Linked DNA regions of Homo sapiens: all the other regions are linked to region 3. Evidence: chromatin contacts called from ENCODE Hi-C or POLR2A ChIA-PET data. All regions are on one chromosome and are shown on one strand. Each heading gives the region's core, a stretch centred on a gene start or an enhancer-like site at or near the end of the contact. The rest is flanking DNA. Distances are from core to core; before and after follow the strand shown. Region 1 overlaps MAPKAP1 (MAPK associated protein 1). Region 2 overlaps MAPKAP1 (MAPK associated protein 1). Region 3 overlaps MVB12B (multivesicular body subunit 12B).

Region 1 (4,120 bases), core at 575-3,074, 840 kb before region 3:
GGAGACGCCATCTCTACAAAAAATAATTTTTAAAAATTAGCTGGGCATGGTGGCATGCACCTGTGGTCCCAGCTACCTGAGAGGCTGAGGCAGAAGGACTGCTTGAGCCCAAGAGTCTGAAGCTGCAGCAAGCTGTCATCACACCACTGCACTCCAGCCTAGGTGATACAGTGAGATCCTGTCTCAAAAAAAAAAAAAAAGCCTGATACCTCCCCGTGTCCTTCTTCCTCTCTCACCATGTGATCTCTGCATTCCCCAGCTCCCCATCTGCCTTCCTTAATGAGTAAAAGCAGCCTGAGGCCCTCACCAGGTGCAGATGCCCAATCTCGAACTTTCCAGCCATCAGAATTGTGAACCATAAAAACCTTTTTGTTTTATAAACTACTCAGTCTCCAGCATTTTGTTATAGCAACATAAAATGAATGAAGACAACTGCCTTTGCTCTGTCCAGCCTGGCAGAGCCATGCAGAGCATCTTCTACCCAAGAACCCTTCTACTATTTTCAGGCAATGTTCACATCTTCTCTGGATGGATTCTGTAAAGCCCAACTCATATGCCCCACCCGGTTCCTAGTCTCTACCACCTCCTTGTGGCACTTGTCTGAATAGACACTTATAGTTGTAAATGTCTGTTGTACAGAACTTACTATACCTCACCACACTAAATTCCCTACTTTTGCTAACCACAGCCATGGTGATTTATTCAGACGTAAGGATGTCAGTTTCCTGCTCCAAATACAACTAGCAGGAGCAAATCAAAACTCTTCTTGATCAAGCCTCGTCTCTCACCTCCTCTGCTCTCAGCCTCCACATTCCAGTCATACCCTACTACTTTCATTGCCCAGAATTTACCAGCATCTCTCACCTCAGATGTTTACACCAGCACTTCACCTACCTAGAAGCCTCCTGCCTAACCTCCTCCCATCCTTCAAGGCTTGGCTTAGGGGTCATCTAAGGAGTCTTCCCTGATATTCTCCCATGCGAAGCCCAGGCCAGGTGTCCTTCCTCTAAGAAACTCACCATACTAGGCCAGGCGTGGTGGCTCATGTCTGTAATCCCAGCACTTTGCAAGGCCGAGGCGGGCAGATCCCTTGAGGTAAGGAGTTCAAGACCAGCCTGGCCAACATGGTGAAACTCCATCTCTACTAAAAATACAAAAAAATTAGCCAGGCATGGTGGCACATGCCTGTAGTCCCAGCTACCTGGGAGGCTGAGGCAGAAGAATCACTTGAACCCAGGAGGAAGAGCCTGCAGTGAGCTGAGATCACGCCACTGCACTCCAGCCTGGGTGACAGAGCAAGACTCCGTCTCAAAGAAAAAAAAAAAAGAAGAAACTCACCATACTAAACTTTTCCTCTCATAGCATTTATTATGCTATATTATAATTGTCTGACTTCCCTACAAGATTACACATACCATTAAATTAGGGACTATCTCATTCACTATTGTATCCTCAGCATTAGTCAAGTCCCTGGCACATACAGGCACTCAAGAAATATTTGAGAAATGAATGCATGAGTTTTCCTTCTAACTACCTGGCTCTGCTGAATCATACTGAGGTTACAATTAACCATGACCCTAAACCTTTTCTTTCATGTGCTACTTGGTTAAACCTCATCTTCCTCTTCCCCTTTTCCACTGCCACCCCCATACACAAATGACTGCATCTTATGACTTAAGTGCAAGTATCATTTTGGTGTGTCAAGACCACTTTAGTCCCTGACTTTGTCACTGCACATGCCTGCTATTCTTCCCAGCCTTCTGCCTTCCACAAGTGTCATCAGCCTATCATCAATGTTCTCATTCAGGTCCCTGACAGCAATGAACACACAAGAGACCTACAGCTTGCCACGAAAGATAGCTCTCCAGTTTGACATAAATCCATTAATCACCACTCTGTGCCTCGTCTCTCAGCCAGGTGCAAAGTCCACCTGACCACAATGTGACTGGAGAATATCTCCAGCTTGCGTGCAAGAATACTATGCAAAAATTGATGCTTTACTGAAATTCAGAACAAAGAATTTTAACCACAGCCCTCTATCTAGCTAACAACCCTATCCAAGAAAGAAATGGGCTTGTTCTGCCCTGCTTGGTTCTGAGGAAACCCATGGTGGCTCCTAGCAATCACTACTTCCCTTTTTTGAATTTACAAGCCCTTTAGCTCTGCTAAGTGAGCTGTTGTAAATGCAAGACCGCTCAATCCCAAAGCTGAAAAGAGAAGTCTATGAAGTGTGAGTTGCTGAAGGAGACTTCATGAAAGAAGTGAGATTTAAGGAAGATTTCAATGCACAGCGCCAACAGAGCTTGGTAGAGGACACAGGGAGAGTAGCCAAATCTAAGTGTGAGTAACAGGGACAGCAAGGCTGATTGTGGATAACAAAGACAGCAAGTCAGAAAGCCTGGCCCAAGTATCACCTGGGACAAACAGGGACTAATAAAAAGCAAGTTCTTCCTGCTGGGCTGCCTCCTTGAGCCAAAAGGTCAACCACAGCTGGGCTTCTGCCTGAATTCTTATTTTAAATATAATAGAACACATATTAGATTAAGCTGAGACAGAAAGTAATCCTTACATAAAAGACAGTTGTCAGAATGGCCAATCTAGTTTCTCCTAAGCACTTTCTGATGACGAATCCACCACCAGGATTATGTGTAATGGGCAATTTTGATGCAAAGTACTATTTTGCAACATTGTCCCATTTCTCTTCCAGAAAAATGCAGAGGTAATTATGTACTCATAGTCAGTGTAGCAAATCAGTTAAATTAAACCTGTATTTCATCTAATTCATATAGAATATGAATAACATAACTAACTTTTCTAATTTCATACTCTAGTACTCTCAAGTAAATAAAAGGGGAAAAAAAGTAAAGTTTCTCCCCTACAAATAGAATCTGTCACTTCCTAGGATGTGCACTTTTCAGCTCATGCATCCTAAATGCATGTGGAGATATTATATGCACTTTCTATTTAGCAATTTAATTATATCTTTGCATTCAAAGAGTGGCAATGGTTTGCAGTAATAATCAGGTGAAAGCATTCTGACATTAATATGCTGGAATCCGATGTGTTAATTTGATGCAACTTTGCCTTGACAATATGTGATTAATTTGTTCTCAGGCTAGCCTTGCTCCCAGCTCTGACAGTTTAAAATGCTGGGTTTCTTTATCCATATCGCTATTTGACACGCCTTAGCCCACTGCTTTGCTAAGACCACTGTTAATTTGTAATGAACTTGCTTTTCAGGGGGGCTCCTTCATTTTTAATTCTGTCAGTGTCACCTCCTTGAGGAAAATTACAAGTTTCCGTAGGTGTGATTACTGCCAAGTGCTGCTGATAAGAGGTTTGAGAAAACAAGGCTTTATAAAGAAGTCTGTATTTAATCTGCTGAAACAGATTTATTGCCTCCAGACAGATAAATATAATACAAAGTTCTCTTATTTAAAAGTCATCCCTAAGTTCTCCCTTACCACAACCTCCTCCTAAACAAAAACACAGTTGCATTTCTAGGACTCAATAATGAGTCACTCAGGGAAAAGAGGTGAACGTGTAATAAATTTAGCAATAACAGCAATTCTTGTCATCAAATTAGACTTGTGGGGGAGTCTCATAAAACACATGAATACATTTTTCACAAGGTTTGGGGGAGGAAAAAATCCCACTGAAACAATTATAGTTTCACTTCCCTTCCAACTAGCAAAAATTTTACACAGCTTAACGAACCCATTTTCTGTGGGCAAACTGAGTACTGGTGAAGTTAGGTATGGATTAAATTTCTCCTTGGCATATGATCCAGACAATGCTTGATAAAGGGTTAGAGGGGAGATGGAAAGTCAAAGTCTCAAAACATAATGCTTAATATAAAACAGTAGAATAACAGTAGGCAGCCTTTAAACTACTTTCACGAGCATCTTCTATTTAACCTTCAAAGTAACTGCATCAAGTAGGTGAGACTGTCCCCATTTTTTTCAGGTGAAGACTCTCAAAGAGTTCATGTGAAGGAATGACAACAAGGAAAGAACAGAAGCTGGGACAGTAATCCACACTTTTGATGGCTAGTCTTCTGCTTTTCTCCATCTCAATCTACTGGAAGGAAATGTCATCTCCTCTCCAGTTAGTCAACAAA
Region 2 (3,755 bases), core at 1,256-3,755, 820 kb before region 3:
CATCTGCCGGAACACATGCCTGCGTTCTCCAGCACCAGCCTTAAATCACGCTCTGGTGATGAATCTTTATCTGACACTAATACTTTTTAACTTCATACGGACAATTAAAATGAATTGTAGCTAAATGCACATATAACAAATCAATTTAATCTTTGGTTGCATAGCAGCATATTTTGCAAATTTCCTAAACTTACATGTATTTTGTAAAATTTCTTACATGTATCTTTGTCTAGGTGTTAAACTTCAGTTTAACAGAAAGTAAAGTGGAAATACTAATAAAACACAGCTCTTATGATACTGCCATGTAGTTGCAAGCCTCAAAGAATAATGACATTTGAAATTTATCACTGCCATTTTTAAAAACTTCCACATTTCTATGTGGAGAGTACCATTCTGGGCTTCATTATAAGAGTGACCAAAGCTGAATTCCCTGGCCTGTAGGAATACAACTGAAATTCGGACAACCACACCAAGGATAAGAAACTGGCTCAGATCCGAGCCGTAGACAGTATTCATCTACTATTCATCTATAGTGCCCATCACATTTGCTCTCTGGTTTGTTGTTCGTGGTTCTGTTCCTCTGCTCGGTCAGGTGCACCTAATGTCATGGACCACTGTCACAGTCCTCAGCACTGGGCACGATCATTCATGTAAAGTATAGTTTCTCCACTTGATGGCCATATGGCCGCTCTTGTCTTTTAAGTTCCCCAAGGGCAGTCAGCCCCATTTTATTTATCAGTGCACGGTGCAGAGCTGGTATGCAATAAATGTTTGAAATGAGCCAGTACAGTGTGGGTGCCTAGTAAATGATGTATTCGATGGATAGAGATGTGTGAACGAATCCACTCTGCACACCAGAAAAATCAATGGAAATAAACAAACATTTGTGAGGCACACACCAGTTACTACGTGTGAAAGCATTCCCCTTCCCCAGTCCCAATATCTTTTTTTTTTTTTTTTTTACATGTAAGGAAGTTAAGGCTAACAAGATGCAGTAACTTGCCCAATCCATATAACTGATAAAAAGATCTGAAGCAGTCCGTCAGGTTTCAAGTCCACTGCTAAAGGAAAAACTTTTGTTTTTAAATTTTAAAAAATTTCAAATGTTAACTGTTTTTGTTTTCGCCATAACAACGACTGCAAGAGTCTAGGAAAAAGAGCTGTGGTACTGGAATAGGAGAAAAAGGAGCTGAATACCAGCTCTGCCACACACTAGTGGGGAATCCTTGAGCACCTCACTTTCTCTCTCTCAGCCTGTTCCCTCACCTGGAGCTAATACTCCCTAGATCACTGTTCTGTTAGGATAATTAAGAGGAAAGTTCCAATGTATACACAAAAGATTAACTCTTCAAAAGTTGTAGTTTTCCCATCTGTACCCCCCTACATCTCACTGATGTCAATCACCTCCCTAATCACAAAACTCTGGAATCTTAAAGCCAAAAAGAATCCAAGAGGTCATCTAAGCCACATTCCTGATTCTAAACACGCAGAAATCAAGGCTCATAGATGAGAGATTACTTGTCCTACATCAGAGAGAAGGAACTGCATGGCCAGGACTAACACTCAAGTCTTCTGATTCCCTGTCAGTGTTCCTTCTAACACATGGCCTAGTAGTCCTGGAAATCAAGTTTCCATTTTGTATGAACCCCATTAATGAAAATAAAAATCTCAGCTGGGCACAGTGGTTCATACCTGTAATCCCAGCACTTTGGGAGGCCGAGGCAGGCGGATTACCTGGTCAGGAGTTGGAGACCAGCCTGACCAACATGGTGAAACCCCGCCTCTAGAAAGAATACAAAAATTAGCTGGGCGTGGTGGCACGCACCTGTAATCCCAGCTACTTGGGAGGCTGAGGTAGGAGAATCGCTTAAACCCGGGAGGCGGAGGTTGCAGTGAGCCAAGATCACACCACTGCACTCCAGCCTAGGCGACAGAGACTCTGACTCAAAAAAAAAAAGAAAAGAAAATAAGAAAATAAGAATCTCTGAGAATTAGAACACTTGGATTCTATGCCCAGCTAGGTGGAGCCTAGGCTGTCATTTGATTTCTCTGGATAGAGGTCTTCAAGATAGTAAAATCATGGCCTCATTCTTCGAGGGAGAAGACAATCTCTCTACTGCAAACCATGCAGAGCAAAGTACCCCAGGATGAGAAGGCTGAATGTAAAATGACACCATCCCTAGTCCCCTCCATACCTACAAGGATTGTCTCCTGGGCTAGACCTCAGTGCTCGATATTCATTCCAACCAGATTCCCTCTTCTAACCTGGTAATTAGTCAGGTAGTGAGAAGGTAGTACAACAACAGTAATCTCATTGTAACAAAAATACGTCCATGTTGTTTACCTCTTAGTCCCCTAACCTCCAACAATTACAATCAACACGTCTTAAATGACACCTGGCATCTGCCTCATTTAAAATTACTCTCTCGAAAATAAAAGAATAAAATTACCCTATCGTTTTCTCCTCTGAATGGCCTGGTGAGTCAGGCTGGGCATCTGAGTGCACATCCCTGTCATCTGAGAGGAAGTGACTGATGGGAGAGGAAGTGTCTGGAAGGTGACTAACGTCTGAAGGCAATTCCTTGGCCAGTTTCAAGGCTGGCTGACAAGCGAGAACAAAAAAGAGGCTTTTTGCTCCACTCTCACCTCAAAAAGCACTGCCTCAGATTCCCCAAACACAAACCAGACAATAGGATATACCCCACCTCCCAAAAAGATGTACAGTGTCTTCAAGGACATGGTAACAGTCTATGATCTGTAGTCAGCAGGTCCAAAACAGCTGCCAATGGGTGACAGAAACTCCGTCTCAAAAAAAAAAAAAAAAAAAGAAAAGAAGAAAATAAGAATCTTTGAGAATTAGAACACCTGGATTCTATGCCCAGCTAGGTGACCCTGGGCTGTCATTTGATTTCTCTGGAGAGATATCTTCAAGATAGTAAAATTATGGCCTCGTTCTTTGAGGGAGAAGCCCTCTTTCAGTGCTTCCTAACTCAGGGATGGTTTCATTATCCATCCAGCTCCACAAGCCGGACACGGACCAGGAAATCATCCTTCAAACCCCCTTCTAACCCTGTTCTCTGCATACATCATCAAATCCTACCACTTTTGCCTACTACTAAATATCTCTCGAATTCATTCACTCCATCTTCATTCTAACAAGCAAGCCCAAGTTACCACTCTCTCACCCAGAGCACTGCAAAAAATGTCTTGATTAGTTTCTCTATCCTCACAAACCCTTCTCAGGGATATACTCGGCAGCACAGCCCCAGGGGTCTTTTCAAAACAAATTTGATTACCTCACCTCCCCATTTAAATCCTTGTTCAAGGCTTCCCCGTGCCATGAGGTTAAAGAGAACACCTCTACCAATCATACCCGGTCTTCCCCCAGAGCTTCACTTTTCACCACGATCTACTTCACCCTAGGGCTCCAGTCACACAACTTTCTTTTGGTTCCTCAAAATTGCCAAATTCCCCTTGCCTCAGACCTTCTGTTCCTTTCTCCTCCCCCTTTTCTTAGCTAGTTCTTACTCACCCTTTAGCTCTCAGATCAAAAGATTTTAACCCAAGCCTGACAAACATGTTCTTTCCATGGCAAGAGTCTGCCTTCCTTTGAAAAGCCTTAAGCCAATGGTGAATTCTACCTCATGGAATTTTTAGAAGATGGCTCCACAACAAAGGAAGCCACCACAGACTGGCAAGGTTCACAGCTAACTGCAGAAATGAGGCCTAGACAGAGAGCTCAGGGTGGAAGAAGT
Region 3 (4,193 bases), core at 1,265-3,764:
CTTCCTCCCTGGTGTTCCTGCTCCAGCCTCACTCCCTGTAATTCATTCTCCTCTCCATAGCCAGGGAGACGCTGTTAAAACCTAAATCTCCCCATCTCTCTCTCCAGCTCAAAGACCCTTTGGTGGCTCCCCAGGGACCTCATGATGTCCTTCAGTCTGCTGAGAATGGCCATCAGGACTCCTGGCAGGCTGGTTCTTGGTTGTCTCTGGACCCTACTTCTATGCAACAGTTAAAAAGGCTGAGACACAGAGCTCTAAGAATTGATGTGGAAACACAGTCAATTGAAAAAAAGTAAATTGCAAAACAGTTACTTATGCTGTGATGCTATTTTTATTAAAAACACGAATACATACAAAACAAAATTCTGGCCAGCTGTAGTGGCTCATGCCTGTAATCCCAGCTACTTGGGAGGCTGAGGCAGGAAGACCCCTTGAGCCCAGGATTTCGGGGCTACACACAGCTATGATGGCACCACTGCACTTCAGCCTGGGTGATAGAGCAAAAGTCCATGTCTAAAAAATAAAAAAATAATATTCTGTCCTTTTTCTATACATGCCAACACGCAGGTGAATGCATGGGAGACAGGCCGGCAGGACCCCAGGCACTGTGTACAGACCACTACCAAGGCTTGCTCTGAGAAGGGTCCAGGGATCAGCGGCTCCGGATTCAAGGGGTGCTTTGACTTAGCTATCCTATTGGAATGGTTTCCTTAGAAAATATATTCATGTGCTGAAGTGTTAAAGAGTACAACTTAAAAATATAGATGGGTTGGTTTTGAGAAGGTAAAAAGAGCCCTGGCAGAGAAAGTGCGTCTTCCAAGCCTGAGGTTCCCTGCTCCACAACCGAGGGGTGTATGTGATGCTCAGCCTGGGGGACAGGCGTGCTCCGTAGTCACAGGCCATGCCTGTCAGGCCCTTGCTGTCAGTTACCCCCCGTGGCTGCAGATCACACTGCCTGTTTTAGAGCATGCCTTCTTCCAGAGGATGTGGTCGCTACTAGTGGTAACGTATCTGCATTGGACCTTGGGTCTGCTTTTTGTTCTGCATCTACAAAGCTCCTTTGGTCTCGAGCTCACTGAGGAGTTTCTGCGTTTGTCGCTGTGGGCAGCAGGTGTGTGCACTGACCCAGTGGCCCCTCAGCCACCAGGGTACCTTTGAACTCATGTGGAAAAGTATCACTGAGTTGCGTTTTATCTTTACCTTGAGCAAAATGCAGTTGATCCCTGCCCCAAGCCATTAAATATTTATAACGTTAAAAAAATGTTTCTTTAATGTCTCTGAGCCTCTCTTTTCTAAACTGTGGAAGAAAGACAATAACAATACCTGGACTGCTATGATGTTTAAATGAGATAAAAACATAAGGCCCTAGGTACAAACTAGCTGCTCAGTAACTGTTAGCCACTGGTATTAGTATTAGTGAGTATTAGTGTTATTACTGCCGTACAGAGGAAAATACCCTTTCGCGGTAGACCCCTTTCTGCCTGCTTTCCCATAAAAACAGGAGTGCAGCCATATTAAATTACATAACCCAGGGGCTGTGAGTCCCAACCCAAAGACGTTTGGAGGGACAAAAGCAATGTTTGCTGAGGAGTAACTCATTGGGTCCCCCAGACCATGGCTCTCCGTGGTGTCTGCTATCTCTGGTGTTGCAAGTCAAGCTCGACTTGGAAGCAAGATCCAAGCTTCTGAGGCTCAGTGAGAATGTTCTTGTTGTGTGTCGAGTTTCTTGTGGGTGTGGACTGTGGGGCAGCTGCCTTCCCTCTGTGCTCCCATAGCTTTCAGAGAACTGCCCTGGACCTGCATGAGGTTGTGCAGCCCAGCACTGCACCCTGGACCCTGGAGGGAGGGACTGCCCTGAAGGAGGAGGTGGGGGGGCTGGTGGCCCTAGATTCCTCCCAGGGCACTAGGGATGCAGAGGGATGAAGCGAGCCCCTCAATTACAGTCTTCTGTGTAGAGATGGGGAGCCTAGGAGGAGTCAGTGCTCTGTGTGTGTGTGTGTGTGTGTGTGTGTGTGTAATCCAGATTGCTCATGCCAAATAGAACCTCTAAGAATGTTCGTTTGTGGTGTGAGGGCACCCTGGTCTGGGTGCCCAATGAGTGACTCCTTAGCAAACATTGCTTCCGTCCCACCAAACGTCTTTGGATTGGGTCTCACAGCCCATGGATTGTGTAATTTAATATGGCTGCACTTACGTTCTTATGTGAAAGCAGGTAGAAAAAGGTCAACCGTGAAAGGGTATTTCCCTCTGTACAGCAGTAATAACACTAACACTAATACGAATGGCTAACAGTTACTGAGCAGTTCGTTCGTACCTAGGGCTTTATGTTTTTATCTTGTTTGAATGTCATTGCAGTCCAGGTATTATTATTTTCTCTCTTCTACAGCTGAGGAAAGAGAGGCTCAGAGAGATTAAATACTTGTCCCAAATTACAGAACTAGTTAGAAGTGGGGCCTGGTCTAAACTCATTTCCTGCAGAAACAGCTGCTTTCGACATAAAACCGCAGCCTTGCCCCATTTTCTCAGTGGCTGCTGTGGTCAGGCTGTTCTTTCCTGTTGCTGTCTGATCCCTCAGCGGTGCTGCGGAGTGGGCACAATTATCCTCATATGACAGATGAAAATCTGACTCTGAGGTTAAGTGACTTGCCCAAAGCCATACGGCCAACAAGCACTGGGCCCAGCTCGGCGTTCACACGTGTCTGACTCCGGCGCCTGTGCTCCGTCCTCCCGTGCTGCCTCTCACGCGGGGGACTCGGGAGGCTCCGGCAGTGGCTGATAAATCACTCCTTTTGGCTTATGAATAACATGGCAAAACAAATTACTTTGGGGATCTAGAAGGAAGTTGTTGGCCCTGTGTAAACTCAATTGGAATGTCACTGAGCAGACAGCTCTGGAGGCATCTACAAATATCTTCCAAGGAATATCCCCAAAGTGAAATCACCAAGAAAGCAAAACAGGCTCCGTGTTTTGGTTTGCAAATGAGTTTTGAGAAATGGCCTTGAGATCTTGAGTTGTTGGCGTTTTCCCCATTACAAATTGTAAAGGACTTTTGAAACGCCACAGGAAAGGGGCGAAGAAAGGCTTAGGGTTGCTGATTATTTACAGCTCCAAGCCCCGGGCAGGTACACAGAATTAAAGGCCTCCCACCACTCCAATTGCATTTAATTTTATTCCGAAAATGACTACCTGCCAATAAGCCTCATTGTTCACCAGCATCTCTGCAAGTACTTTGAGGTACTATTACCCGAGTTCACTTAACACCGCTTGACAACTTTAAGCAGATAACAATTGAGGTGCTGGTAATAGAGTCTGTTTTTTTTTTTAATTTTTACATTTTTACCACATGACTTTATGACTCTCTTTATCAAGCATGTTGAAATTAATCCATGTGTTGATTGGAGTATTTCCTCACCCCTGCTGTGTATTGAGACGTTGGGGAGGGATAAGGGTTGGCGGCTCTGAGCAGCTAGGTATTCCGGGGCAATGGGTGGTCCTAAGTCCGGAGCCTTGGGAGTTGGTCAGTGGTGGGTTTGTGTTGAGCCTGCAGAAGTCTGAGGTGTGTGTTTGGAGGGGAGAATCAAGGGATGGCTCTGGAGGACTGCCTTGGCAGGTAAAATTATAGTTCCCATATGAAGGGAGGATGCAGGAGCTATAATCCCATCTCGTTGCCAGGCAAAGTTCCTACAGATTCATGGCAGAGCTGTCTGTGCAAGCAGGAATCCAATTTTATGTCCAAACAAATGCAGCATGCAGATTGGACTGACTGCTTCCCCGAGAATAGCAAAGACAGGCATTCAGGTCAGCTGGCAAAAAAAAAAAAAACCCACCACCCCCTTTTTCCTCCTTTAAAATAGGGGGTGGGATTAATACAGTAGCAGATTAGAGCTTTATTTGTTTAAACCTTGTAGAATCTGTAAGCATTCACAATCCCCTTGACTTGTAGTGCCTGATTGTAAAAAGAACAGTTGAATGAGCTCATTGTTTTCTGGTTTTTTTCTTTAATGTATTTTACAAACACTCTGGTGACAGGCCTGACATGCTGATTTCTATGTACTGGCACTTCAGTTTGGGATTACAGCATTAATAACAGAGTTCCATGCATCATGCCATTTTTAAGCATGATCGTTATGATAAAGGGCATATACTTAATTACAGGCCTGCTTAATTACAGCTCTGTTGAAGCTCGTTTGTTT

Evidence for each region. A loop is a pair of places that touch in the nucleus more often than their neighbours do. ChIA-PET counts read pairs that join two places held with the same protein, here RNA polymerase II (POLR2A). Pooled maps may share reads with other maps.
Region 1: a loop to region 3 is called in a pooled map, with 21 times the contacts of the local background. The contact joins two enhancer-like sites. A Hi-C loop is called at or near these places in 9 of 50 pooled maps. POLR2A ChIA-PET finds 5 or more read pairs at or near these places in 2 of 52 experiments (Caco-2 and activated T-cell).
Region 2: a loop to region 3 is called in a pooled map, with 6 times the contacts of the local background. The contact joins two enhancer-like sites. A Hi-C loop is called at or near these places in 5 of 50 pooled maps. POLR2A ChIA-PET finds 5 or more read pairs at or near these places in 2 of 52 experiments (Caco-2 and activated T-cell).

What each region holds. Positions count from the first base shown.
Region 1 is chr9:125,630,912-125,635,031 of GRCh38, forward strand. All of the region lies in intron 4 of MAPKAP1 (MAPK associated protein 1), which reads right to left. Among named protein-coding and RNA genes, the nearest start is that of MAPKAP1, 74 kb to the right of the region's middle. Within about 2 kb of position 1,825, at least 7 of the 41 ENCODE cell types and tissues checked have a DNase peak (open chromatin) inside an H3K27ac peak, as active enhancers do.
Region 2 is chr9:125,646,991-125,650,745 of GRCh38, forward strand. All of the region lies in intron 4 of MAPKAP1 (MAPK associated protein 1), which reads right to left. Among named protein-coding and RNA genes, the nearest start is that of MAPKAP1, 58 kb to the right of the region's middle. RefSeq lists enhancers at 2,275-3,474, 3,110-3,159, 3,170-3,439, 3,500-3,549, 3,590-3,755. Within about 2 kb of position 2,506, at least 14 of the 41 ENCODE cell types and tissues checked have a DNase peak (open chromatin) inside an H3K27ac peak, as active enhancers do.
Region 3 is chr9:126,468,662-126,472,854 of GRCh38, forward strand. The region is part of intron 7 of MVB12B (multivesicular body subunit 12B); the gene reads left to right. Among named protein-coding and RNA genes, the nearest start is that of NRON, 60 kb to the left of the region's middle. Within about 2 kb of position 2,515, at least 16 of the 41 ENCODE cell types and tissues checked have a DNase peak (open chromatin) inside an H3K27ac peak, as active enhancers do.